2 separate regions of the Homo sapiens genome follow, and region 1 is linked to region 2. A link is a contact called in ENCODE Hi-C data. All regions are on one chromosome and are shown on one strand. The core of a region is the stretch at or near the end of the contact, and the rest is flanking DNA. Distances in the headings are between cores, read along the strand shown. Region 1 has its middle 22 kb from the start of TASOR. Region 2 holds the start of IL17RD (interleukin 17 receptor D).

Evidence for each region. A loop is a pair of places that touch in the nucleus more often than their neighbours do. Pooled maps may share reads with other maps.
Region 1: a map of PC-9 shows a loop between it and region 2 (7-fold over the local background). The contact joins the enhancer-like site here to the promoter of IL17RD in region 2. A Hi-C loop is called at or near these places in 1 of 168 maps with a recorded cell type or tissue (PC-9), 1 of 37 single-sample maps with no recorded cell type and 12 of 50 pooled maps.

What each region holds. Positions count from the first base shown.
Region 1 is chr3:56,703,486-56,706,185 of GRCh38, forward strand. No RefSeq gene overlaps it. Among named protein-coding and RNA genes, the nearest start is that of TASOR, 22 kb to the left of the region's middle. Within about 2 kb of position 1,391, at least 2 of the 41 ENCODE cell types and tissues checked have a DNase peak (open chromatin) inside an H3K27ac peak, as active enhancers do.
Region 2 is chr3:57,163,866-57,166,624 of GRCh38, forward strand. It overlaps IL17RD (interleukin 17 receptor D), which reads right to left and starts at 1,488. Exons shown (of 13, transcript NM_017563.5): 1 at 1,296-1,488. The coding sequence starts at 1,421. RefSeq lists silencers at 1,267-1,606, 1,627-1,676.

The DNA.
Region 1 (2,700 bases), core at 141-2,640, 460 kb before region 2:
CCCCATCTCTACTAAAAAATAAAAAAAATTAGCTGGGCGGGGTGGCAGGCACCTGTAGTCCCAGCTACTCGGGAGGCTGAGGCAGGAGAATTGCTGGAACCAGTGAGGTGGAGGTTGCAGTGAGCAGAGATCGCCGCACTGTACTCCAGCCTGGGCAACAGAGCAAGACTCCATGTTGAGAAAAAAAATGGCACCTAGGCCAGCCACCTGCAGTGGCTCACACCTGCAATCTTGGCGCTTTGGGAGGCCAAAGGGGGAGAATCCTTTGAGGTCAGGAGTTGAAGACCAACCTGGGCAACAAAGCAAGACCCCACCTCTACAAAAAAATTAAAAACTAGCTGGGCATGGAGGTGCATGCCTGTAGTTCTAGCTACTCGGGAGGCTGAGGCAGGAGGATTGCTTGAGCCCAGGAGTTCAAGGCTAGAGTGAGCTATGATCACGTCACTGTACCACACACTGTATAATAGGGCAAGACAGTGTCTCAAAACAAAATAATAATGATTGCACCTACATCTTAAGAGGTTGTTGCACAGATTAAGCGTAATGTAAAATGACTGGAACACTGTTAGGTGTGGTTTTTGTTGTTGTTGTTGTTGTTTTGTTTTTTTGTTTTTGTTTTTTTTTGAGATGGAGTCTCGCTCTGTCGCCTAGGCTGGAGTGCAGTGGTGTGATCTCGGCTCACTGCAAGCTCCGCCTTCTCGGTTCATGCCATTCTCCTGCCTCAGCCTCCCGAGTAGCTGGGACTACAGGCACCCGCCACCACACCTGGCTAATTTTTTGTATTTTTAGTAGAGATGGGGTTTCATCGTGTTAGCCAGGATGTTCTCGATCTCCTGACCTCGTGATCCGCCCACCTCGGCCTCCCAAAGTGCTGGGATTACAGCTGTGAGCCACCGCGCCCAGTCACTGTTAGCTGTTTTTTAAAAAAATTGTAAAATACATATAACAGAAAATTTACCATCTCAACCTTTTTTTTTTTTTTTTTTTTTTTTTTTTCAGATGGAGTCTCACTCTGTCGCCCAGGCTCCTAGGCTGGAGTGCAGTGGTGCAGTCTAGGCTCACTGCAACCTCTGCCTCCCGGGTTCAAGTGATTCTCTGGCTGGCTAATTTTTGTATTTTTTACAGAGGCATGTTCACCATGTTGGCCAGGCTGGTCTCAAACTCCTGAGCTCAGGTGATATGTCCACCTTGGCCTCCCAAAGTGCTGGAATTACAGGCGTGAGGCACTGCACCTGGCCTCAACCATTTTAAGTGTACAGTCTACATAAGCAGAATATATATGGGAGAAAAAAGCATACAGTCCAATAGTGTTAAGCATATTCACACTGTTGTACAAATAATCTCCTATCCCCTTTTCATATTGCAAAACTGAAACTCTATACCAATTAAAGAACAGCTCGCCATTTCCCTCTCCCCGCAGTACTTGCTAACCATCACTCTACTTCCTGTCTTTATAAATTTGACTACTCTAAGTACCTCATAGAAATGGAATCATATAGTATTTGTCTTTTTGTGATTGGCTTGTTTCACTTAGCATAACATCCTCAAGGTTCATCTATGTTTTATCATATGTCAGGATTTCTTTTTAAGGCCGAATAATATTCCATTGTATGTACACAGAGCTGTTACATTTTAAAACAGAAATTTAAAAAATGACTTTGAGACTCCTGCTTCCAATTATACTGATCCCCCCATAAACAACTAGAAAACTGGCCAAAATACTCTAAACAACTATATTCAGAAATCAGACAATAGGCAGTGTGGATTGTAATCCCTAAAAGAAAGGAAACAAAAAGGTAAACCCTAAAACCACACCGGAATTTTGTCTGAAGGCAATTTCCAGGTTGTGGATGCGGGGAGGGGAATGCAAGTGAAGCTGAGCAATCTCTCCGAGATTTGGGGAGCAGAAGGTAACTGAAAGTTGCCAGGCAAAATTCTAGAGAATTGGAAGCTTTGTAGAAAAAGAGTTTCAGAAGACCGCATAGGAAGTCCCCTTGACTATGCATGTGTGGAGTAAAACCTTCATGAGGCTGAGAAAATAAAGACTTGGAATTGTAAACTGAATTACACTCAGTGTTCAAACTGAGTGGGGAGAAGTGAGAACTTCAATTAGCCAAGGTCCTGAATAACCAATGGAAAGTCTTCAATAATTAACTGAGCCATGTGACAAATATTCAGGGGGATCATGCTTAGACGGAATAATCCTGGAGTAAAGGCTAATCTATATCTGCCATAGCAAAAATTAAAATAGGCCTTAAAAGTATCAAACTGGGCTGGGTGTGGTGGCTCACGCCTGTAATCCCAGCACTTTGGGAGGCCGAGGCAGGCGGATTACCTGAGGTTAGGAGTTCAAGACCAGCCTGACCAACATGGTGAAACCCTGTCTCTACTAAAAATACAAAAATTAGCTGGGTGTAGTGGCACATGCCAGTAATCCCAGTTATTCGGGAGGCTGAGGCAGGAGAATTGCTTGAGCCCGGGAGACAGAAGTTGCAGTGAGCCAAGATCGTGCCACTGCACTCCAGCCTGGCTGACAGAGTGAGACTCTGCCTCAAAAAAAAAAAAAAAAAAAAAAGAAGGTATCAAAATAATCTATAATTAGCTTACCTGCCTGCCATAACAAAGCCTGATCTTCTCTTCCTCTCTTCTCTTCTCTTCCTTTGTTTCCAGCTATGATTGCACCACTGGAGTATGGTGGTG
Region 2 (2,759 bases), core at 238-2,737:
TCTGAAGACATCCCAGCTGTCTGGCTCACACCTGGTTTTCTGCACCACATTTCTTGGGACTGTGGGGCAAGTGAGCTTGGAGGCACCAGCCTGCGTGCCTAAGGGAGTGTTATGTCCTAGGTTTTGGCTGTGCTGAGGCTGTTTAGAGCCACCCAGAAGAGGCTGAGTCAACGTTCGCCTAAGCAAACCACTCCATACCTATCCCTCAGCCCAGCAATACTAAGGAAATTCTCATTTCATCCCATTTTTCATATGAAGAAATTGAGGCTCATGGCTCCCCAGGAGCAGAGCCAAGGTCATGTCCCTGCTGCCTGAGTGCAAAGCCTACGTTTTCTCCACAAGCTTAAGGCCGTGAGTGCCCTGACGCCGGGCCCACCCGGGCCTCGGTGGGAGACTCGGGGCAGACGGACATCATCTCCAGGTTCTGGGGCCGCCCAAGGCCAGAAGCCCAGGTAGGGAGCAGGGAAGCTGAGAGGGGAATGGCAATCACCCGCGCCCATCGCCCAGACAGTGTCAAAGGAGCGCTCGGTTCCACGAAGACGGCTCAATGCACACGGCGAAAGTCTGGGCACCTCTCCAGTCTCGTCTCAGGCACCTCACCCAGATGACACCCACGCGGCCCTTTGGCGGAAAAATATCCGCAACTCGAAGCAGGGAAGGAGGATATCAGCCGCGAGACCTTCACAAGACGAAGGGCTGAACCGGGAGGCGAAGTTTCTCAGGAGGTCCCGGAGTCAGAGGAGGGGTAGGAGTGGGGTGACGGCCCCAGGCGAGGAGGAACAAAGCTACTAGAAGAGCGGGGCGCATCCCTCCCCGGTGCTCCAAGTCCCCTCTCCGGCCGCCCGGGCCTTAGCAGGGTTGTGGACTGAAAGTCCGGGAGAATACCCCCTTCCCTCTCCAAAGCGCAACCCGGTCCGGGTGGCTCGGGGGATCCCAGCCCGGGACACGCAGCCCTGGGACGAAGGAGGTCCCGGGCCAAGAACAAAGGGTGGGGCGCCCGGCCCAGCCCCGCCGCCCCTCACGCCCGCCCTCTGAATGGGACCCCGGCCGGCGGCCGCACCTCATTAGCAACACAAAGCCGGGGTCGGGCAGCCGCTTTCATCTCGGCCAGGGCCGGAGGACACGCGTCCGGGGAGGGAAACCAGGAGGATGCGCGGGAGGAGTGAGACCCAGGCCGGCCGCGGACCCCGCGAAGAGCAGACAGGTTGGCGCGGGCTCGCCTCCCCGCGAGCACCTGTGCGCGCTGCGTCCCCCGCGAGTTGGCGACGGCAAGAAACCCGCCGCCCTCGCCTTACCCTCCAGCCACAGGTGTCGGCGCCCCGCGCGCGGCCGGACCCGCCAGCGGCCACAGCCAGCTGCGAGCCGTTGAGGCAGGCGTTGACCGTAAAGAAGACGGAGCAGAGCTGCAGCCACGGGGCCATGGCCGTGCGCTCGCCCAGCCAGGCCGTTCTCTGCGCCCCGGCCGCCCGCCGCTGGCCAGCCCCGAGTGGGCGGTGGCCGCGGCGGCCGCGGCGGCAGCGAAGGGGACCGCACTGGGCATGCGTTGCCAGCCCGGGCCCCGCCCCCACCCTCAGTCCTCGTGTGCTGGCCCCGCCCCCACAGCCTGGCCCTCCAGTTGTGGCCCTGCCCCCGTAGACCACGCCCCTCTGGTCACGCCCCCCAAGCCCCCACTGAGACTCTGGCAGCCGCAGTTTCTTCCCCCTCACTTAGTAGATCTTTTTTTAATCCAAAGGATTTGTCCAAGTGATGCTCACTCTATGCAAAACCTGAGGAAAACACAAAGAATGTAATAATAATAATTTTAATAATAATTTAATAAACACCTGCTATGTGCCAGACCCCTTTCTGTATACGCCCAACCACACAAGGAAGTGTATTATTGTTATCCCAGTTTTAGGCGCAGAAAAGTTAGGGGAACGTGACAGAGAAATCCTGGCTCCACATTTACTAGTAGGACTTTGGACAAAAGGCTTGCTGTCTCCACAATACTTCCTCACCACAACCCCCCGTCCCCCTCACCCTCCTGGAAGCTAGAATAAGTATCCTAGTCTGGGGAGAGTTCTGTTGGTTGAAACATAACAAGTGCTCCATAAAGGCTACAATCTATCATTAACTGACTCTCATAAGGTCACACAGCTGTTACCTGCCAGACCTGAGATCCAATCCAGACCTGACTAAAAACAATACTCTCAGCTACTACACTTGTCAAACATAACCTCATGAAGTGGATATTATTTCTGTTTGGAAGAGGAAACTGAGGCTCAGAGAAGTGGAGTAGCCCAAGCTATCCAGAGTTTCACCGCACTCTTCCCAGCGCTTTGCCTTTTATCTGAGCACCTAAACTCTCCCACTTTGTCCCTCTCCACTACCCCCTTCCTCAAGAATACCACCTCCTCTTCCTAAGGGCTTTTTCTACTTCTGACTTTGTCCCCGTGTCCGATACATTTCTCCAGCCTGGATCCAAAGTTATCTTCCAAAAACACAAATCAGACTACTGACTTATCCCAATTAAAACTCTAGGCTGAGTGCAGTGGCCAATCCTAGAGGATCGCTTGAGTTCAGGAGTTAGAGGTAACAGTGAGCTATGATCCTGCCAACCGCACTGAAGCCTGAGTGACACAGTAAGACCCTGTCTCTAAAAACAAACAAACAAACAAACAAACAAACAAACCTACCACCACCACCACCAACAAAAAAAAACAGTAAAATTATGTGTTCTGTGTTTGGAGGAGGATTAATAAAAATAAAATCAATAAATA